2 separate regions of the Homo sapiens genome follow, and region 2 is linked to region 1. A link is an interaction called in ENCODE POLR2A ChIA-PET data of the cell type or tissue named here. Cell type or tissue: Panc1. All regions are shown on one strand. Each heading gives the region's core, and the rest is flanking DNA. Links, peaks and the distances in the headings are about the cores only. Region 1 has its middle 40 kb from the start of SHH. Region 2 has its middle 120 kb from the start of LINC00244.

Region 1 (11,954 bases), core at 3,719-8,718:
TGTGAGGTGGAGACCTTGTGAGGTGGAGATGTGAAGTGGAGATGTTGTGAGGTGGAGAGGTTGTGAGGTGGAGACGTTTTGAGGTGGATACATTGTGAGGTGGAGAGGTTGTGAGGTGGGAGATGTTGTGAGGTGGAGACGTTGTGAGGTGGGAGATGTTGTGAGGTGGAGACGTTGTGAGGTGGAGAGGTTGTGAGTTGGAGAGGTCGTGAGGTGGAGAGGTCGTGAGGTGGAGACGTTGTGAGGTGGCAGACGTTGTGAGATGGGAGATGTCGTGAGGTGGAGAGGTCGTGAGGTGGAGAGGTCGTGAGGTGGAGAGGTCGTGAGGTGGAGACGTTGTGAGTTGGAGATGTTGTGAGGTGGAGAGGTTGTGAGGTAGGAGACCGGGCGGTTCCTCTTCACAAGACCACAAGGCTGGCTGTTGGCTCTCAGGGCACCATCTGCCGACACAGGGGCTGACGCATCTTTACTTGGGAAGAAGGACACACTGTGGGGGGTGATGTGGGGGGCTCAGAGGGGAAGGAAACACTGTCTCGAATGTCAAGGAGTTGATTATAATGTAGCAGAGCAATCAGAGATTCGCTGAGGAGACTGTGAGACGGAGCCCAGGTCCCGGGGAGAGCCGTGACTGCAGGGCCGAGGGCGAGGGTGGGGGTCCAGACCACGTGGGTCTTTGTGGGTTGGGAAAGGGTGCTCACCTTTAAACAGCTTTATTGAGATATAATTCACAATACTATACAATTCCCCCATTTAATGTGTACAATTCAATGGTTTTTGTTACATCGTTTTATTAACTTACGAAACATTTAGCAAAATATGGATAACAAAATTTGCCCTTTAAGACCATTTTTAAGTGTACAACTCCGTGGCATTAATTGCATTCACAACGTTGTGAAACCCACTATTTACTTCCAAACCTTTTTCATCACCGCAAACAGCAGCTCTGTACCTATTAGGGAAGACCTCCCCACACCTTCCTCCCCGCAGCCGTGAGAACCTCGAGCCCGCCTTCTCTGTCTCTGGATTTTAGATATTTCATCTGAGTGTAATCACGCAGCGTTTGTTCTTTGGTGAGTGGCTTCCTTCACGGAGCATAAGGTCCTCAAGACTCACCCGTGTTGTGGGTGTTGTGGCGGGATGTCAGAATTTCCTTCCTTTTGAAGGCAGAATGACATTCCTCTGTGTGTGGCCGCATTCTTCGCCCATGGGTCCCTGGATGGACACCTGGGTTGTTTCCCCGCCTTGGCTGCTGAGGATGCTGCTGCTCTGAGCACTGGGAAGGCTTTAAAGCCACGGAAACGGAAAAACGGAGTGTGTTCAGGGAAGCGCGGACAGATCGCCCGCTGGTGAGGCTCTGCGTTCAGGAACAGAGGGTGTTTCTCAGGTAGGAGGCAGGTGTGTGGGACACGCTTCTGCAGTCCTGCAGGGAGTCTCTGCAAGGGCCTGTGGGAAGAAGGCCCTGGCAGGAGGCCCTGAGGCCTCAGGGAAGAACAGGAGGTGCCTGGAGCTTTCCTGCTGCCTGCACAGGCACAAGTCCCTCCCTCAATGTTGGGAGAGCAGGGGACCTGCACCTCCCTCCTTCCCTGCCCGCTCTCCAGCCTCCTGTCTCCTATTCTCTGGTGCCCCCAGGCCTGGGGCTCTTAGTGTGTCCCTCCCCTCCCCTCGCCTCCCCTCCCCTCCCCTCCCCTTGCCTCCCCTCCCCTCCCCTCCCCTCCCCTCCCCTCCCCTCCCCTTCCCTTCCCTTCCCTTCTCTTTTTGAGAGTCTTGCTCTGTTGCCCAGGCTGGAGTTCAGTGGTGTGATCTCGGCTTACTGCAACCTCCGCCTCCTGGGTTCAAGTGATTCTCCTGTCTCAGCCTCCCGAATAGCTGGGATTACAGGCACCCGCCGCCATGCCCGGCTTATTTTTGTGTTTTTAGAAGAGATGGGGTTTTGCCATGTTGGGCAGGCTGGTCTCAAACTCCTGACCTCAGGTTATCTGCCTGCCTTGGCCTCCCAAGGTGCTGGGATTACAGGCATGAGCCACTGCACCCAGCCTGGGTCTCCACTTTCATTGACCCACCCCTCTTCTACTTGGCTCAGAAGACCAGGGTTGCCCCAGGAATTCCTGCCACATCCCTCAGTGTCCCCTCCCCGTCTTCTCTTCCTCTGCCCATGTGACAGGTCTCGCGTGTCCACCACGGTCCTGGGGTCCTGGCTCTCCCACCGTCACTCCGAGTCCAGGGCTCTCTGCTGTCTGTCAGAAGGATTTATGGTTGTAGGGGTGAAGGGACAGGGTGTGACACGGATGTAGCTAAAGGGGAGGAGATATGTTGCAAGTCCCACAGCTGTTCCCAGGGGCTGGGAGGGCATATGCTTCCTTTAACAGGTGCGTAGTTCACTCTTAATGCCCACTGTGCCTCGTCAATCCGATAAAAAAAAAGGCAGTTATCCTCCTAAAGACACTCTTGGAAGTGTGGGGCTGTCCCACTGGCCTCCCTCCTACTCTGAGATGGGATTTTCCGGGTGGCTTCCTCCGCAGGAGTGATTCTGCTCGTGCGGTTTTGCACATTCAGAAAAGTCTGTGTCTGTAACAGGCTCCACTCCTCTGGCCCCAGAATCTTAACTCCAGCTGTCGCCTGGGGCCTGCCAGTGGACCATAAAGAACACCTGTGGGGTTACTGCTCTCAAGACTTAAAGACAAGCAGGGAGGAGATGGTGGCTCTCACACACTGTGACAGGGAGCCACCTGCCGCTTACCGAAAGCCAACCTGAGCACCGTGTCCACACACCCAGCTCCAGGGATTGGGTGTAGCAACAGTGCTTGCTTTCCATCATCCCTCAAGAGGGAGTTGGTGCTGTCTGTTTCCTCATCTGCCTTTTGTCTAATCTGTTGGGCACCTTGGTGTCTCCACAGCTCCCGTCTGAGGTCACTCTGGGGTGGATCCAGTAGCAGTGATGCCCTGGGGATGGTGGTGCACAGAGTGACTTAGCCCTGGGGTGCACATAACCCTGTGGCAGCTTGGCCCCAGGGGCAGGGGGCAAGGAAACCTAGGACCAGGGGGCGGGGTGGAGGTAACTTGGAACTGGGGGTGGGGGGTGGAGGTAACTTAGGCTCAGGGGTGGGACGTGGATGTAACTTGGGCCCAGGGGTGGGAGGTGGAGGTAACTTGGACCCATTGGTAGGAGGTGGAGGTAACTTGGACCCAAGAGTTGGGGGTAGAGGTAACTTGGGCTCAGGGCTGGGGGTGTCACAGCAGCCCAGGCTCTGGGGAAGGGTGGGGCAGGTGCAGCAGCAACTCAGGCCCCAGGCGGGGGGCATGACAGTGGCCCCTTCTTTCAGGGAAGCGCAGCAGTGTGGACTCTGAGCATCTCTCTTCATTGTGCAGAGCCTCACTGACTAACACAGAGGTGCCTGTGGTGGAGGCTGTGGGTTCTGCAGGGGTGATGGAGACCACCAGGATCCTGCTCACCTTTTCCCTGCAGGGAGAAATCTCTCTGAGAGGATCCCTCCTCGGCTCCAAGCTGCTCCCCATGGGGGAATGGGGTGGCAGAGCAGAGTGGCATCTCTGTTTTCTGCTCTCCACAAGGTTTCTGCGGCTTCTCTGCTGTCTTGGAGCTATCCCAGCGTGGTTTCCATGGTGTGTAGTGTCTTTGTGTTGTTTTGTTGTTTTGTGGGTGGGGCGGGGGGAAGCACTGAGATCTCCTAGTCCACCATCTTGCTGATGTCACCTTGGGAATGGTTTTATACTTTACCAAGGGACAGTCCACAGGGTGGATTTTAATAACAAGGGCCCCAACTTGTATTCAAACTAATGCTTGGTTGATTTCAAGGTGCCTTGTGTATGACTTTGCAGGAAGCTGATATCTTGCTAAGGGAGGCACATTGTAGCTGTGGGGCTCCCCTTTAGTACTTGCTTCCAAAGTGTATTACTATACCTCTGATGTGTCTTCCACAGGCCCCAGTTGAGTAAGTGTGCCTGTATCACTTGTTACTTTAAGGGTCTCACCCCAGCCTCTACGATGTTCTCAGGAAGCCAATAGAACACGCCTGGATTAACATCTGCTTCCTCAAGGCTCCAAAGCACTAGAATAACAGGCAGGTGTTTAAAGCAAAGTCCCTGGCCTCGAGTAGCCTACAGCCTGGTAGGAAACAGAAACACGTGCTCTGTACAGCATGGAATTGTGAGCAAAGTCCCATGGAGACAGGAGGGGAGAATGACGGGCTGGAGGCAGAAACTGCAGAGACTGGCTCTGCATAGCTGCTGTGAGAAACGGTAAGTCACTCGTATGGCTATATGAGTGAGCTATACAGAGTGCAGGCACCTCAGAAAGGGTCCCTGAAGTAAGACAGTCCAGAATTAGGCTCTGGGATTCAGGGCAGGGCTGGCGCTCACACAAGGCAGAGCCTTCCTGGGCATCTGGACCGTGTCCAGCCTCTCACTGTGGTGCTAGGAAGTGCCAGACCGATGTCTGGGAGAGTGCCACCAGGTTTTTAGAAACCTCACTGGAACCCTGCTTCCATCATTGCTTCTCTGTAAACTTCTCTCTGTCTACACGTGAAATCCAATCACTTCTACAAGGTTCTCTGTAAAGGAAAAGCATCACAGGGAACCAAGCACCCCACAATGCCTACCCTCCCCCATTGTAAACGTGGGGAACACGTCTGCCCCGACTTCCACGCCAAAGGGTGGCAGGGAGACGCATCCTACTTGGCATGAACAGGTCACGGGGCTACCTGGAAAGGGTCTTCTCGGCTTGTAGAACCGGGAGCGTCCTTCTGGGGCTCCAGGTCTGATGTGGGTATGGACAACATCATCATAAAATGACGAGATGAAATGCTAAGCTGCTGCAGCCGGGAAAATGTATTAACAGTTTGAGGCAGAAAATCACAAAGTGTGAATCTTCAATGAAGGGGCAAACTTTTCCTACTAAAAATCATTATTCCTGCTATGCAGCACAGCTCAGCAAAGAACAGGAGGGCAGAACACAGACTGAAACATTATCATCTTTTCAGACGGATCCTGGAAATGGAGCTGATATCTGTGTTCTTGAGGAACCACACCAGAGGCACTAGGACCCTCTGAAATCACGTAAAGAGCTCTGAGCTCTAGGCTGCTGCAGGCCCAGCCGTCCCAGGAACTGAAGTCACCAGCACTGTACCCTGCCCCTGGGGCCCTAGTCATGGCTGCACCCTGCTGTCCCTGGAGCCTTACCGCCATGGTGTTCTGACATGCCTGGACATGAGTGGCAGCAGCCCTCTCCCTCCTAGGCCTGTGCCACAACAGCACTGCACCACCCCAGCGGCTTCCATTGCCACGGTGCCCTGACAGCCTTAGGATCCAAGTTGCTGTGGCACCCCTCCTCTCGGGGTTGCAGCCACTGACATGCCACTGACATCCACTGACACCTTCATCCCCAGGGCTGAGCTGCTGCTTACCCTACTCCCTGGGGCCTGAGCCACTGCCATGCCTCATCTCCCCAGGCCCAAGCTACTGAGGTGCCTCCTAGAATCATTGACCCCAGCTCTGTGAGCAGTCTGCACATGGCCGTGCCTTAGCAGGTGCACCAAAGCCATAGGACCCATGGATGCACAGCAGTTCTGTAATCCCCTGAGTCCCGTACTTGGCTCTGTAGCTGTTCTGAGCATCTGTATCCTCAAATCTAGCACTGCTATGACTGCCCGCAGACTGTGCCAGGCCCAGAACCAAGAGGAATCTCCTGCAGGGGAAAGGCCCTCCTAGAGCCTGAGCCATAACAGTGCTACACCACCCCAGGGGCCTCAGTTGCCACTGTGCGTTGACATCCTTAAGACACAAGTCACTGTGGTACCCCTCTTCCTGGGGCTGGGTCCACTGACATGACACCGAGATGCCAGTGACTGAGATGCACCTTCATCCCCAGCTGCTGCTTACCCTACCCCCTGGGGCCTGAGCCACTGCTACACCCCATCTCCCCAGACCTAAGATATTGTGCCCCAAGAGGACACTAGCAGCTTTTGTCACCAAAGATCCCAATAGCCCTTGCTGCCACCACCACCACTTCAAACACTTGCAGCCTTGGTCACCAAGGATCCCCACGGTCTTTGCCTCCTCCAGCCTAGAGGCTGATGGAGGTAAATAGAGACTGCACACTGCATTCCTTGAAGCCAGAGCTGCCACACCCCACCCGACTGGGCACCTTATGCTCACCTGCTGGTGAAAGTCTTTCCTCATCAAAGCTATTCTGTGAAGTCTGGAAGAGGTGACTGCTTCTTCAAGTGCTCAGACATCAACACAAGGCTGCAAAAAACATGGAAAATTAAGGAAACATGACATCACCAAAAGAACAAATAATTCTCCAGTAACTGATTACAAAGAAATGGAGATCTAGGAATTATCTGGAAAGAAATTCAAAATTATTATTTTAAGGAAACTTAGTAAGATACAGGAGAACATAGATAAACAACTCAATGAAATCAGGAAAACAACATATGAATAAAACAAGAAATTCAACAAAGAGATAAAAATCATAAAAAAGAACCAAACAACTTCTGGGGCTGAAAAATATAATAAATAAAATGAAAAATGCGATGCGGAGTTTCAACCTTCCCAACAGAGTGGAAGAAAGAATCTGTGAACATGAAGAAGTGTCTTTGGAAATTGCCCAGTTAGAGGTGAAAGAGAAAATGAATAAAAAAGAGTAAAGAAAGCTGGCCGGGTACAGTGGCACACGCCTGTAATCCCAGCACTTTGGGAGGCTTAGGTGGGGGGAATACTCTAGATCAGCCTGGCTAACATGGTGAAAATCCATCTCTACCAAAAAATACAAAAATTAGCTGGGTATGATGGTGCATGCCTGTAGTCTCAGCTACTCCGGAGGCTGAGGTGGGAGAATTGCTTGAACCAGGAAGGAGGAGGTTGCAGTGAGCCTCGATTGTGCCACTGTGCTCTAGTTTGGGCAACAGAGCGAGACTCTGTCAAAAAAAAAAAAAAAAAAAGAAAGAATAAAGAAAGCCTATGGGACTTATGGGACACCATTAAAGGACCCAATATGTGCATTATTGGACTCTCAGAAAAAGAAGACGGAGAGAAAGAAACAGAAAGCTTATTTTAAAAAATAATTGCTGCAAACTTCCCAAATCTTGGGAGAGATATGGACATCTAGACCCATGAAGCTTAAAAGTCCCCAAGCAGGTTAAACCCAAAGAAATTTTCACCAAGACACATTATAATCAACTTATCAAGTCAAAGACAAAGAGAGAATTTTGTAAGCCGCAATAGAAAAGTGGCATGTGTTAGTCTGTTTGTGTTGCTATAAAGGAACAACTGATGCAGGATAATTCATTTCCTTAAAAAACAGGTTTCTCTGGCTCACTGTTCTGCCGGCTGTATAAGAAGCTTGGCACCAACATCTGCTCTGGTGAGGGCCTCAAGCTGCTTCCACTCATGGTGGAAAGCAAAGAGGAGCTGGCATGTGCAGCAACCACATGGTGAGAGAGAGGGGAGGGAGGTCCAGACTCTCCTTAAACAACCAGTTTTCATGGGAACGCATAAAGCAAGACCTTATTCATTACCATGAGGGCAACACCAAGCCATTTGTAAGAAATCCACCTCCATGATCCAAACACCTCCCATTAGGCCCCTCCTCCAACACTGGAAGTCAAATTTCAACATGACAATTGTGGGTGGGTGAGTGAGACAAACCAAACCATAGCACCTACCTTACAAGAAACACTAAAGGGAGTTCTTCATTGGAAACAAAAATACTAATTACTAATATAAACCATATGAAAATATAAAATTCAGCAGTAAAGGTCAATATATAGTCAAATTCAAATACTCTAATACTGTAATGATGGGTCTGTAAATCTCCTTTAACTCTAATATAAAGGTTAAAGGCAAAAATATTAAAGCTAACTATAGCTTACTTAAATATTAAATAATTAATAATTAAATAATTAATAAAATTAAAGATAACTATACAGTATTTCCTTAATGGATACACTGTCTAAAAATTTTGCACTATGTAAATTGTGAACTCACAAACATGTAAGGTAAGGAGGGAAGTGAAAGTGTAGTTTCTGTATGTGATTGAAGATAAGCTGTTATCAGTTCCATATAGATTTGCACAATTAGGTTTTCTGTAAGACTCACAGTAAACACAAAGCAAAAACCTATAGTAGATACTCAACAGACAGAGAAAAGTAACAGCAAACCACTACAAAAATTTATTAAGTCACAAAGGAAGAAGCAAGAGAAGAACAAAGGAAAAAGGAAGTACCGAACAGTCAGAAAACAATTAACAAAGTGGCAATAGTGAGTTCTTACCTATTAATAATTACTTTAAATGTAAATGGATTAAATTTTCTCATCAAAAGACATTCAGTGGCTGAATAAATAAAAATATAAGATCTAACTATATGTTGCCTACAAGAAACTCATGTTAGCTTTAAGAATATGCATTGGCTGGAAGTAAAGGGGTGAAAAAAAATCGCATGCAAATGGCAACCAAGGGAGAGACAAAGAAGGTCATTATATAATGATAAAAAAGTCACTTCATCAAGAAGCTATAACAACAGTAACTATTTATGCACCAAATTTTGGAGCACCTAAATATATAAAGTAAATGTCAACAGAACTGGAAGGAGAAATAAATAGCAATATAATTACAGTAGTGGGACTTTAATACACTTTCAACAATGGATAAATCATCCAGACAGAAAATAAATCAGGAAACAGTCGATTTGAACAACATCATAGACCAAATGGACCTAACACACATGTTCAGAAGATTTCATCCAACCTACTAATTTTTGTTTGCTAATTTTGTATTCTGCAACTTTACTGAATTAGTTTTCTAGTTGTAACAGGTTTTGTTTTTGGCAGAGTCTTTAGGGTTTTCATTATACGAGATTATGTCATCTGCAAACAGAGACAATTTAACTTCTTCCTTTCTGATTTAGATTATTTCTTTTTATTACCTAATTGCTCTGGCGAGGACTTCCAGTGCTATGTTAAATGGAAGTGGTAAGTGTAGGCCTCCTTATCTTGTTCCTTTATAGAAAAAGCTTTCAACTTTTCACTGTTGAGTATGATATTAGCTGTGGGTTTCATATATATGTGTGTTATCACACACACACATACAATAGTAACTATATGAAGTGATGATATGTTAATTGTGGTGTCATTTTATAATGTATATGTATATCAAACATTGTGTTATATGCCTTAAATACATACAATTTTTATTAGTCAATTATACCTCAATAAGTCTGAAAAAAGAAAATCATCCCCAGATTTATACTTTGTGCAAATTCAAATATAGGGCTTATTTAAATTTATGTATTAACCATGTTACTCATATAAATGACACCATTGAATCTTCTTAGGGAAGAACATAGTTTGGGTATCCTTTTCCAGTTGAAGCTGAATCCTCACCATCCTTTCACACTTTTTTACTCGATTTTCTGTATGATCTGTGCGAGGCATTTGTGTATCACTAGAGTAAGGGGCACTCATAAAAGCTACTCAGGGTACCTGATACCTGAAGGTAGCCAGCTACATCATTGGCTGTGTCCCTGTCCCATTAGCATGGCTCAGCACAGCCAGGACTGAAATCCAGCATGGCTTATGCCTAGGCTAAGACTTGTGCCATGCTTCTAATTATGGGCTTCCCTAGTACAGAGTGAATTGGGAAAACAAAAGGAAAAGGAACATATTTCCTAGGAGCATTCAGTTCCAAGGTAAAGATCATCTACTTTTCTTGGAGAGGGAGTTAAAAAACTGCCAAGGAGGAATAGCCACTTTTTGCTAGCTTTAGACTTGGATCTTCTCACAGAAGTCCATGACTTTGCTGAGTAATAACCTGGGAGAACTGGGAATTGTGGGAGCCCCCAACAGAACAAACCTAGAGTCTTGTATGGCGTCAAGATCTCTGGCAAGCTGGCCCAAGCCTACCTTTCCATGGTCTCCCTGGCCAGTCGTTCCTTCCCATTCTAAGCCAGCTGCAGGGTGCTGCATGACTGCCTTCACCATGTGACATCATGCTTTCTGGTCTTTGTTCTTGGTGTTCCTGCTGTTATGTCTGGAGGGCTTCTGGTCATCCTCCAAGGCCATCTCCACCTCCTGGCTCCCTCTGCAAACTGCCCCTTGCCTTCCTGCTGGGCCAAAGTCCCTCCTGTATGTTGCAGGGCTCTCTAAACATGCCTCTGGCTGTGCCCCTACCTGACCAAAGCTCTTAGAGGTCTTTCTTACTTATCTTGCAATCTTGACAAGGAGTTCAACATGCGTGGTCCAGATACTGTACAAAACACTGGGAGGCACAGAAATGTCTGAGGCTCCTTATGTTATTGATTCTTGGCAGCATTTTCTAGTTTGGTCTGGAAAGTTCCACTTATAAAAGGAGTGCACATATTGCTCAGTGGTGGGTCATCTTCTGGTCAAGAGTCACACAACACGGGGGGGTAATCTTGATGAAAAGTAAGAACAGGGGATATTGGCTAGAAGAAACGGTGTGAACTTCCATCGCTCACAAGGCTTTATCCCCAGGAATGCCACAGTACATATGCCTGGATAATCCACAGCAGGGTGAGGGTGCTTCTGCCTCAGTGGGCAACAGTGGAATAAGCACTAGAGACTGACTTGGCTGCTGAGTGTCTGTGTGACCTTGAGGAAGTCCTGCAGCCTTTCTTGGCCTCAGTCCCCCCATCTGTTAAGTGAGGGTAAAAGATTTGAAGACCTTCAAGGTCCCTTCTTGCTATAATGTTTGTGATTGTTGTTGCTTAGGATTTTGGCAAGTAATCATTTGAGCATTGAAAGCACTTTAGTCTTGAAAGCTGTACATAGTGCTCCAACACCCCAAAGTGCTCTAAAAATTTCCACTCTTTGGATCTGGATCAAACCCCGAAATATCCTATAACCTGCTCCTCAAAGTGTGGTCTGAGAAGTAGCAGCATCACTGGGAACTTCTCGGAAATGTGGAATCTTTGTCTCACCCAGACCTCCTGCATCAGAATCTGCAGTTAAACAACACCCCAGGTGGTTTGTGTGCACGCTAAGCCCCAAGGAAGGTCACAGATGAGAACTTTATTTTTCTATCACTTGTCTGTACATCTTCGACCTTTGCTGCTGCTGTTACTGTGGTTTGAGCCCAAAGCTGGATTGGGGTCAGAATGATCATGACGAGCTTCAGCCTACATGAAGGAAAAAGTGACTATGCTCCTTCCTTTGCAGGCGTTCGTTCACGGGAAGTCAGGGGAGAAGTGAACATGGAGGGCAGTCTAGGGGAGAAGGAAAGGGAGTGAGATGTCCCGACAAACACTGTGTAATCGCCAGTGTGTATGAGTGTGTGTGCGTGTGAGTCTGCATATGGATGTGTGAGTGTACACTTGTGTGAATGTGTTCGAGTATGTGTTATGTGCATGTATGAGTGTATATGTGAATGTATCTGACCATGTGTATGTGAGGGTGTGCATGTACGAGCGTATGGGCATATGTTCATGTGAGTGCATGCGTGTGTATGAATGCATGCACATGTGAGTGTTATGAGTGTGACCATGTGAACGTGCACGTGTGAACATGATTGTATGTCTGAGTATGTAAGAGCATGTGTGTGTACTTGTGCATCTGAGTGTACACTGTGTGAGTGTAAATATGTGGGCGTATGCCATGAGTGTGTGCACATGTGAATGTAAGCATGTATATGTGTGAGTGTATGTGCATGTGACTGTGAGTGTATAAATGTATGTGTGTGCTAATATGTGTGGGAATTCGTGTGGTATAGCTGTGTTAGTGTGAGATTGTGTGTGCATATGTTCATGTGTGAATGTGTGTGTACATGTGTGAGCTTGTGTGCATGTGTGAATGTGAATGTGTAAGTGTGCATGTGTATATGAATGTGCATGTCCATGTTAATGTGTGTGCATGTGTGTGAGTGTGTGTGTATATATGTGTGAGCATGTGTGCATTTGTGTGCATGTGTGTATGCATGTGAATAT
Region 2 (11,954 bases), core at 4,579-9,578, 570 kb after region 1:
AGCTGTAGCTAATCAGACGATGCAGCCACGGCAAGAAAATACGGCATAAATATTTCAATCAAAGCAAAGATCCTGATAGAGACAGAGTTTCAGGACTTTGCGTAGGTGGGTGCGTGCACACACGTGTGCATGTTCTGTACAAAACCCCGTGTGAATCAGTACCCTGTACAGAGGAAGGAAAAGGTGGAAGCTGGAGACCAAAAGCCAACTTCACCAACCCCACAGTTTTGCTGCAGCCACAGGTGACGGGTATCAGAGCCGCTGATTTCCAATCGCTGTGCTCACATGTGACGGGCCAGGGATGCCACCCTGAGATGCAGCGTCTGCAGGCATCATGCTCTGTGCAGGCAGAAGACCATCGCTAATAGGCCCAGGATGAGCATGCCAGCCGGGCCCCCCCAGGGCTCTCGATCATGAGCCATCACAGCTCCAGGCTGATGCACATACAACAGCTCCAAGTACTCTTACTCCCAGCTCAGCCAGGAGCTCCCCCAAAAGTCATAACGGTCCTCATCTTTCAGGGGAAGAGCCAAACGTGGAGGTAATGGTCAAGAGCTTGGCCACTTCTGAGATTTTTTATTATTGTCCTTTGAAAGCAGAGAACAGGAGAGATGCACTGGTGCATGTACAGCAAGCAGGTGCAGCATCAGTGCAAACACACACCCAGGCGGGGGTCTGATCCACACTAGGCAAGGTTCTGCAGGCCATCACCTTCTCCATGGCAAGCTCATCTGAAGCCCAATCCACCTGCTCTTCACTGTGTCCCTTTGACACAAACCACTCAACTCAGAACTGACAAGAGAGTTGGTTTGGGGCGCACACAATCAAGCTTGTTTGAGACCAGTTCATGACCAACCATTCTCCAAAGCCTGCAGCTGAGACTCCAGGCCTCAGTGGTCTCCTTTCTCCTAAAATCCGATTGTCCCTGCTGTTTGAAATAACCCATGGTTCTATATGGTCCCATCATGGTCACTAATTGTCTGCTGTGAGTCCATCTAGACCTCCTAGCTGGATCATGGACTTCTGATTGGCCACCCTCTTGCCTCTTTTGTAGCCTCCACAACACCAAGGAATGGGGTCAGCCACATGAGGCCATGCTTACTCAGCCATGTTGGTTCTAAAATCTCCCATGGAGGGACCCTAAAGATTCCCCAATCCGGCCAGATGCAGTGGCTCACGCCTGTAATCCAAGCACTTTGGGAGGCCGAGGCAGGTGGATCACCTGAGGTCAGGAGTTCGAGACCAGCCTGGCCAACATGGTGAAACCCCATCTCTACCAAAAATACAAAATTAGCTGGGTGTGGTGGAACATGACTGTAATCCCAGCTACTCGGGAGGCTGAGGCAGGAGAATCGCTTGAACCCAGGAGGCAGAGGTTGCAGTGAGCTGAGATCATATACCATTGCACTCCAGCCTGGGCAACAAGAGCAAAACTGTCTCAAAAAAAAAAAAAAGATTCCCCAATCCAGCCACCCACATGATGTTTGAAGATGATATAGTAACATAATTTTGGAGGCCATACAAGAAGTTTAGATTTTAGATCTTCACAACAAACTTTAATTCCAATTTTGGTTTTAAGTTAAGTGCCTACCCTGGGTCAGGCACCTACAGGGGCCCAAGTACACACTGACATCTAAAACAAGACACAATCCCTGACCTCAAAAGATTCAGAGTCGATGAGGAAGAGAGACGATCCCATGTAAACAAATAAGTAAATATGTGATTGTAAATATTGTAAATGTCAGCAAAGGAAATGAACAGTGGAAAAGCATAGTCAGTCTGGAGGAAGGAACTTTCCAACAGAAATATTTATTACAAAGCTCAAAGGTCATCTCTGAGAGCTATAGTTTAATCTTAATGGAGGGTAATACTACTTTTGACAAACTGCACAGCCATAATTCTCCATTAAAGCCAGGAAAAAAGCATAAGAATCTCTTTACCTTGGTAAAATGTAAGAAAATGTGAGACTTATTCTACTAAGGGCCTCTCCAGGCTTGTGAATGTTTTTTCGCCCCCTGCACTCCCTGTTCCTTACAGGCAGACAATCTCGAAGATCAGCAGAGAAAATGAGGCCATGCAATTTAAGATTACATAAACACAGAAGTCAGGCGAGGTGAGAACATTTTGAATCTGCACTTCTGTTTAGCTGAACACTCTTCATTAAGAAATCCATGAGCCTCCAAATGCCTCTCCTCATTGTCTGAGATGTTCATCGTCTGATGCTAGGAACAGGGTCTGATGAAAGTGATGACACCACAAGTTCTCACTGGGCCCAGTCAGGCCGCTGAAATTACCTGGGGTGGATTTTGAATTCCTTACTAATTTGACTGAGTGTATTCCCAAATCCAGCTCTTAGGCTGGAAAATGCATACATTATGTTTCTTCATGATCACAAAGCTTTTCATTTCTCCAGCTCGATTATAATTTGAAAGTATCTAAACTTCACCTTGGTGGTTTGGTTTATCTATTAATAACTGGATCTTCAGAATTAATCTCTTGTAAAAAAGCTCTTCTTCAGACACCTAATTCTAGTTTCTCAACATGCCATGGAAAAATTTCTGGTTTTCTACAAATTTTGGAGTCTCTGAAAGCTTCTGGGGTTGGACGGAGAGTGCTGAAGGCTTCCTCTTTTTAACCAGAGTAATTGTCATGCTTCTACTTCTATTTGAGCAAAGATACAAGGTACTTATTAGAAGATGCAAAAGTATATCATTGATTGATCCAACATCTTGTCACAGTGTACTAACCAAAAAAGCAATCTGCACAAACAACTGGGTTTCTAATTAGAGTAAACCACCAATCAAATTCTTAATTTCAACCAAGCTCCTGGGAAACATAAATCATGGACTGAATGGTGTGGAAGGTCCATGTATTGATGAAGGCCCTCCCGGAGGGAAGCCTCCAGGGCTCTGCCAGAAGGCTCCATGTGTGACCCTGTTCTGACGGATATTCTTATCAACAATTTGGGTAAACTACTGCAAAGTACATTCATCAAGTGCATCTGTGACAAGGCTGAGGAGAAATAATATGTGGCATTACAAATAATTGACAGGCTAAAAAAAAAATCTCTAAACAGCTGAAACTAACTGTCTATAAAAAGTCCTGCGATTCAAAATTTCAGTGGCATTGTTCAGAATCTAGGGGAAACTGATGATAGCCATTTATGTTCAGAAAAAAAAAATTCAGAGTTTTTTTTAATGACAGCATTTAAATCCAGTCCATCAGAGGACAGGTGATTAAATTCCCCCATCCGGGGCTGTGCCTTGTTTGCTCGGCATCACACCCAGTAACAAGCACATATTAAGCACTTAGTAAACATATGCTGGGTGAGTTAATTGTGAAACCATGTAAAGTGGGCATGAAAGAAGCCCCGGTATGGCCTGTTCCCATGACACTTCTCTGTCCAGGCAAGAACAGAATGGCCCCATGGGGCTAACACTGGCCAGCATCCATTGGTAATTCCAGTTTGGTACAGACACTGTGTTGCAAGCCCAAAAGTAGAAAAATGAGATATTGAGGCAATGTTGAAACTGTGTTGTAAGATGAACCTGGTGAAGACACTGTAAGTATTCATATTGCGGAAAAAAAAAAAAAAACAAGCAAAAACCAAGGTAAGCATGATGACCGCTTTCACTGACTGAAGGACTGTCATATGGAAGTGGGTTTACTTTTTGTAGAACCTGAGTTCAGAACAAGGACCAAGGGATTGACCTCCAGGGAGACATATTTTTGTTAGAGCAAGAAAGAATTTTATCCAGACACAGAATTGCCAGGCCATAAAACAACCAGCCTTGGACAGCGATGATTCCTCTGGACAGCGATCATCTCTCCATCATGGACCTATCAAAGAATGATCCAATGACCTCCTACAAGAACTGCTAAAAGAGGAATCTATCTGCTCTTACAACAAAGCCTACAATGAGCACCTACTGTGTGTCTGGTGTACCATGAGGATGAGGCAGAGAAAGACTTTGCCAGGAAATGTTGCCACATGTGGATGTCCTCAGTGTTGGGAGAGACGTACCTCATGCAGAGAACTCACCTGTGTTGAGGTTTGAAGGGGGAGGTGGGGCAGGAGGTGGTATGGAAGGTGACAGGAGCCAGATGTGTGGAGAATGTCATGCCAGACACCTCTTCCCTGGGGTCTTTCATAAGTCTGATGTTTCAAATACCCTGGTATCAAGTGAACATCATTGAGTATTTCAGAATCTCCAAAGAAAACAGATTTAAGATACAACTCCAGGCCCTGACTGGATCTTCCAGGCAGATCCCCTGACCATAACCTCAACTCTAAATAGAAGAGCTTCCAGATTCACCCAGCAATAGATCTATTAAGGAGTTTCTGCTAATAAGCCATCTGTAGTCACACCACCACAGCATGGAACACACTTATCCATGGAAGAGGGTCATTAATCCTTACAAGGGGCATGACTAATGGAGTCCATCATTTCCACTAATTTAAAATCATCCAGTAAAGCTTCCAAGAGCCTCCAGAGGTTAGAACTCCCAGGATTGCCTGGGACAAGCCAATGCTGCAAGCATTGGTAAACATGTGAATCTAAACGTTTTTCTGTTTGTTATGTAGAGTTACTCCTGAATATATACCACATTGTTTTAAAAAGTTTAAAAAGCAATCCCACCTTGCTATAGTTTGGATGTGGTTTGTCCCTGCCAGAACGCATGTTGAAATTTGATCCCCAGTGTGGCATTGTTGGAGGTGGGGCCGAGTGGGCAGTGTTTTGGTCATGGGGGTGGATCCCTCATGAACAGATTAATGTCTTCCCTCAGGAGTAAGTTCTGGCTTTCACAGGAATTGATTAATTTCCATAAAAGCTGGTTGTTAAAGAGTTTCACTTCCTCCGTTTCTCTCTCTTGCTTCCTCTCTGGCCATGAGATTCCTCTGTACACGCCTACTCCCCCTCCTCTTTTCACTATGAGTGGAAGCAACATGAGACCCTCACCAGACACAGCTGCCCAATCTTGGACTTTCCAATCACCAGAATCATGAGCCAAATACGCCTCTTTTCTTTATACAGAATACCCAGGCTCAGGTATTCTGTTATAGCAACACAAAATGGACTAACATAGACCTCCAGAAAACAATAGTCAAGATCTTTGGACCAAGTGACTTCCAACAGGAAAATCCTGAAGGGAGAAAATTGGGCAAAATGAACCTTTCTTAATATTACAAAAGCCTAATGCCAACAATGCATCTACTCAAAAGGAAGCTGCCCAGCAGTTATTTCACAAACACATTGTGCTGTGCAGACAATTCTTTCCAAATATATTGTTCAAAGTGTGTGGAAAATCATAAAATATGGTTTGGTTGTGAAAAACTTGTTCATCATTGAGCTAGTACACAGCTTCATTTCATATGTGAGAACAGCAAAAGAAAAGAATTGACTTAGATTAGCATTTTCCAAAGTGATTCTGCAGAATGTTGCTGTCTAGTGAGCTGTTAACAGGTATTAGGGGAAATAAGAGCTCCCATGGACAAACAAGTTGAGAAAAAACAACAAACCTTCCTTTTGGAGTCAAAATATGTATTAATTTATTAAAATGTCTGAGAGGTTCTGCAATTTATCTGTTTAACCAAACATTTTCCAAACATGTGTGATCTCAAGACTATTTTCCCACCACATAGCAATTAATACCTTGGAAAGACTCTGAGATTTTGACTCAGACACATAGAATGTTGGGGTGACTGTCCCTTTTAGTATCTTCAGTCTACAGTCGAGGAAACTGAGGACCAGAGATAAGAACACACAGGCCAAGACCACACAATGTGATGGGTAGAATGGAAACACAGCTGTTGATCTCTAGGCCAACTCTGAATCTTCCATACCAACCCAATATGCTCGTCAGTTCTGTGAACTAAAGTTGCCTCAACATATAGCTAAAACGTTTTGTAAACTTTTGAAGGGTACAGAAAAACAATATGAGAGATAACTACATTTATTAAAGATGTTTTGTTGTTTATTTGTTTTTATATTTTTTTACTTTTTTTTCAACTTTTATTTTAGATTCAGGGGGTACATGTGGCAGGTTTGCAACCAGGATACATTGCAGGATGCTGAAGTTTGGGGTATGAATGATCCTGCCGCCCAGGGACTGAGCATAGGACCCAATAATTCGTTTTTCAACCCTTTCTTCCTTCCTTCCCTCCTCCATCTAGTAGTGCGCCCAGCTTCTATTGTTGCTGTCTTTATGTCTATAAGTACCTGATGTTTAGCTCCCACTTACATGAGAACATGCAGTATTTAGTTTTCTGTTTCTGTGTTAATTCACTTAGGATAATGCCACGTTGCTGCAAAGGACATGATATTTTTTATGGCTGCATAATATTCTGTGCTGTGTATGGACCACATATCTTTATCCAATCCACCATTTAGGTTGACTCCATGTCTTTGCTATTATGAAAAGTGCTGTGATGAACAGGCAGGTACATGTGTCTTTTTGGTAGAAAGATTTGTGTTCTTTTGGATATATACCCAGTAATGGGATTGCTGGGTCACATGCTAGTTCTAAGTTCTTTGAGAAATCTCCAGACTGCTTTCCACAGTGGCTGAACTAATTTACATTCCCACCAAGAGTGTGTAAGCATTCGCTGTTCTCCACAGCCTCACCAGCATTTGTTGTTTTTTGACTTTTTAATAATAGTCGTTCTGACTGGTGTGAGATGGTATCTCATTGTGGTTTTGATTTGCATTTCTCTGATGACTAGTGATTTGGAGGCTTTTCTCATATGTTCATTGGCTGCTTGTATGTCTTCTTTTGATAAGTGTCTGTTACTGTCTTCTGCTCATTTTTTAATAGGGGTATTTGTTTTTTGCTTGTTGAATTAAGTTCCTTATAGATTCTGAATATTATTGTTAGATGCATAGTTTGTTAATATTTTCCCCATTCTGTAGGTTATCTGTTTACTTAATTGGTAGTCTCTTTTGTTGGACAGAAGCTCTTTAATTAGGTCCCACTTGTCAATTTTTGTTTTCATTGTAATTGCTTTTGAGGACATAGTCACAAATTATTTTCCAAGGCCAATGTCCAGATGATGTTTCCTAGGTTTTCCTCAAGGATTCTTATAGTTTGAGATCTTACATTGAAATCATTAGCCCATCTTGAGTTAAATTTTGTATATGGTGAAAGGTAGGGGTCCAGTTTAATTCTTTGGCATATGGCTTGCCAGCTATCCCAGCACCATTTATTGAATAGGGAGTCCTTTCCCCACTGTCTATTTTTGTTGACTTTGTCAAAGATCAGATGGCTGTAGGTGTACAGCTTTATTTCTGGGTTCTTTGTTCTGTTCTATTGTTCTATGTGTCTGTTTTTGTACCAGTACCATGCCTATTCTCACCACTTCTTGTCTTTTTCCACTTCTCAAGGGGAATGTTTCCAGTTGTTGCCCATTCAGTATAATGTTGGCTGTAGGTTTGTCATAGATGACTCATTATTTTGAGGTCAGTTCCTTTGATGCCAAGTTTCTTGAAGGTTTTTATCATGAAGAGATGTTGAATTTTATCCAAAGTTTTTTCCCTGTCTATTGAGATGATTGTATGGTTTTTGTTTTTAATTCTGCTTATGTGGTGAATCACACATTTATTGATTTATGTATTTGAACCAACCTTGCATCCCAGGAATGAAGCCTACTTGATCGTGGTGAATTAACTTTTTGATGTGTTGTTGGATTTGATTTGCTAGTATTTTGTGAAGAATTTTTGAACCTATGTTCATCAGGGATATTGACCTGTACTTTTCTTTTCTCATTGTGTCTTTTCCAGGTATTGGCATCAAGGTGATGCTAGCTGTGTAGCAATGTTAGAGAGGAGTCCTTCCTCTTCAATTCTTTGGAATAATTTCAGTAGAATTGCTAACCACTCATAAAATTGGTAATAGCTCTCTTTTTATGTCTGGTAGAATTCAGCCATGGATCCATTTGGTCTGGAGCGTTTTTTGATTGGTAGGTTTTTTATTATTGGTTCAATATTGGAACTTGATATTGTTCTGTTCAGGGTTTCAATTTCTTCCTGATTCAATCTTGGGAAATTGTGTGTTGCCAGGAATTTATCCATTTCCTCTAGATTTTTAAATTTGTGTGCATAGAAGATGTTTATAATGGTCTCTGAGGATTTTTTGTATTTCTGTGGGATTGCTTTTAATGTCACTTTTGTCATTTATGGTTTGGATTTTCTCTCTTTCTTGTCAATCTAGCTAGCAGTGTATCAATCTTGTTTATCCTTTCAAAGAACAAATTTTTGGTTTCTTTGATTTTTTTTATGGACTTTGGGTCTCAAGTTTGTCCAGTTCTGCTCTAAATTCAGTTATTCTTAAAACGAGCAAGTTTTGTTCATTTCTTTTAAGCCCATTCTTGTTGTTTGTGTTGTGTGTTGTGTGTTTGTGTATGCGTCTGTGTGCATATATACATATGCACACACACACTTGCAGACAAGTTCCCGATTCACTGGTGTTTCTGTAAGCACAGTCTGATTAAAATGTAAAAAAAAAAAGCATTCTGGCTCCCTACAAAGGTTTCAAATGCAACCACTGAAAACACTTTAGGCTAAACCTGAAAAGGGCAGGGGAGGGGAAATCTTATGCAACAATTTCTTGTCTTTGCCAAACACTAGTGCTTCGAAGTGAAGAAGAGAGCTGCACACCTGTGTCCATTGGCATCAAGTTAAATAGATACAAAAAATTAGGCAAACAGCCAATCATCTGTCATCTAAAGATTCACTTGAAGGATTTTAATAGAATTTTTACAAGTAGGGATTTAAAATTTCCATACTTGGAGAGTCTTCCTCAGATATTTACAGAGACATTACAATTTTTTGTGACATTCATGCAAAATTAGGAAGTCATATTAATTATAGATATTTAGAAGCAATCATGTTAATAACTTTGGGGAAACCCAGGTAGGTTTGAGTAAGTGATTGTTTATCACACTTCACCATTTACTTTTGTTTTTACCCTTGATAATTCTGTCTTCATATAATGATAATCATATATCGTTGACAACTTTTATCTCAAATACTCACTGGTATTAACTCTCTGTTACAGATTTCATCACTCATTTGTTCAAGCTTTATGGAATTCCATTCTTTGCCAGGCACTGTTCTCTGCACCAGGGATAGAACTGAACAAACACATAACTCTGTCCTCAAGAAGTTTATGTTCTAGAGAGAATTTTTAACATTTTCCTAAATTTTGTTTTGTAAACCAAACTTCCTCTGTTCCAACAGCAGAAAATAAAAATAAATGGACTATCTGTGAAATCTATTATGAATCTCATTTTGGAAAAGCCATTACCTGGAATTCTGAACTCTGAAATATGTACTTGCTAGGGATTTCCATGACCAACAGGCAATGGTAAGAAATAAATGTCCCTGTATGGATTGTCTCAGGGGCTTCAGGTGCTGTGGCGAGAGTATGCCATTTTAGTTATTTATTTTCATAAGACTCAGGAAGTAGGTATTTTTAAGAACAGTTCTAATAAGACAGGTTTCATAATATAGTGGATAAATAACCACTGGCAGCTTTTAGCACTTTAAAATTTCTAAATTGCTCTCTAGAACCACTTTGTCATTAGCCACATATAGTCCTATGGGGTCAGGTGGGGTGGGAGATAACCCCACTGTAAGCACACTAACTTCTAGCCTCAGAACAAGGCAGCCCACCAGGAGATGGGGCACCTACCCTTGTCACTTGGTCTCTTGCAGAGTTGGCTTCCTGGAGCAATGTGTCTTACTGAGGGTCACTGCAAGAAATCTCTTTATGAAAACGGTCACTCCAAATCTTTCATGGAAAAAATGAGAATATAAATAAGTAATTTCTTGTTGCACTTGTTACTGTTGTGACACTGCACACTAACCCTCAAACCTGATAGAAAAATCCAAGGTAATGCCTTTCGCATTTGGTTTTCAGAAAAGATTTCCTTCTTCCAAAGAACTAAAATGTTTTATTCATGTCTAATGAAAATGTTGCTTCTCACCATGTCTCTACTTTTTTATGCATTCCAAGAAACTCTGAGTCAAATTTGAAGGTGACATATTATGTTTTTGTAGGGCTTTTGGTCCACAAAAGATGGGCCTTTTCTACTAAGTAGGACCACTTTCCTACTTCCATTTTCACACTACTAATTCTTAGTAATGGTGTTTTTTCTGCCTGTTTCAGGCTGTTACGTTTTAATAGTATGATATTTTTCTGCTTGTCTTAACCTGCCTCAAATCCTTTTTGGAGTGAGTAGAATGAGATGGAGTATACTTACATTTATATGCATCCTAAGTTTATAAGTAGAGAAATTAATCATAGACATTATAAGTGCTGGGTCCAAGGTAACAAAGCTTGGATAGACCTAGACTTGGAACCCAGATTTCTGAGCAATTAGTCTGTGTTCATTTTATTATGCCACCTCCGTTCCCCTTATTTTTTTTTTTGGATTGGCAAATTCTTTATTTTTTTATTCCCCTTATTAACTATAAGGTAAATACCAAAGACATCTTGATTGGAAAAGTGTCTGAACTTTACAGAACCATAACACATTTGCTGCCCCCATGAATCTTCTCCGCAAATTGACCCTGTCTAGCTCTACTGTTCAGATTCTCTTCATCAGTCCAGGTCACTAGCACCAGCACAATAAAAATTCACTTCAATTTATCCAAAACCTAAGCTGGTTTGGCCAAACATTGATGATTTAACTATGTGGTTTCAGTCAGTCAGGACTTAAACATTAAGAAAGAAACACAGACCCTAAGGGAAAAAATTGGTTGGCTATGAATGCCGCTGAAGCTAAGATAGATGTCTATGATGTACTCGTAGCTAAAGATAATCTTTTCTTAAAGTTCTTCTTCTGCCTAACAGAATCCCCTTGGACTTACTTAAGTCGAAGTCCAGACATTTGGATTTCATCCAAAATGCTCAGTTCCCAGTTTCAGAAGGAGAACTCAGGCAGTCCCGTCAGTTAAAGAGCGATAGCAGCACAAGAAATGCTGCCATGTCTTTATCAATATTCAAGCCCTGGCTAAGCGATCCAAATCCGGTGTAGGAGTTTGTATTTCTGTCTCTCCATTGATCTAGGAGCCCCAGTGGTGTCATCCCAGGGAGCTGAATGCCAGTTTATTTAATATACTGATCTCTGAATTCCATTAATATAAATGGCCGCCTACAGTGTTAAGCCTGTCCATCGCAAAGACAGATTTCTGCTAAAGCGATGACTACTTAAGGTGCCACCTCTTCGTGATGGTTATTCCCCTGCCTACAATCTCTGGAAATAAAGATTTAATAATAACAATGGGTTTCCAGTGAAGAATTGTAAAGGTCATCAGATGGCCCCGGGGTAGCTGGCCAGTCCAGGCTCTCAGCACCTGACAACAGGCCCACAGCATAACCTAGGTCAACTGAGAGAGGTAACCTATCCCGTTGACTATTTCAACCAACAGATACCCGTGGAGCCCCTTCTAAGATTCAGGCTAGAAATGCTTGCTGTGGATACTGTCATAAATATAAAAGACACTGATGGTTTTCAAGTAAGCAGACTTTCCCAGCTCTGACAAAGGAAGTGGAAGGAACATAGATGGCTGGAAGCCACTATAGATGGACTTCAGAGAAGCTCAGCCTGAGAAAGGGTCTCAGGGAGGGAAGGGAGGGAGCTGCACACAGACAGGGAAGACACAGCCCAGGGAACCACAAGTGCCAGGGCAGAGCCAGGAGCATGTGAGCCCTAAAGTGGCTCCAGAAGCCCACAGATGAGGGGACACACCACTGAGTTTGCAGAAGTGGGAGAAGGGAGCTCAGAGCCACACAGAAAATGGCTGGGAGCTCAGATTGGAAATGCCATAGAAAGCAACTAAAGTCTTTTAAGCAAAAGAATGACAAGATCTGAGTCACATTTTAAAGTCACCAATATGACTTCTGTGTAGACTATAGACATGCAGAGCAAAGGCGGGAACACCAGGAAGGGG

The links. Peaks named below come from ENCODE experiments on the same cell type or tissue, not always from the same donor. Only the 100,000 strongest peaks of a DNase experiment are listed, where the experiment ranks them.
Region 2: POLR2A ChIA-PET joins it to region 1 with 6 read pairs; 2 of 35 experiments call an interaction of 5 or more read pairs at or near these places.

The regions. Positions count from the first base shown.
Region 1 is chr7:155,846,791-155,858,744 of GRCh38, forward strand. No RefSeq gene overlaps it. Among named protein-coding and RNA genes, the nearest start is that of SHH, 40 kb to the left of the region's middle. RefSeq lists a silencer at 1,096-1,296. In Panc1, for the core only: no CTCF peak of the experiment used is centred there; no DNase peak of the experiment used is centred there.
Region 2 is chr7:156,416,640-156,428,593 of GRCh38, forward strand. No RefSeq gene overlaps it. Among named protein-coding and RNA genes, the nearest start is that of LINC00244, 120 kb to the right of the region's middle. In Panc1, for the core only: no CTCF peak of the experiment used is centred there; a DNase peak (open chromatin) is centred at 7,466; H3K27me3 peaks cover 1,319 bases.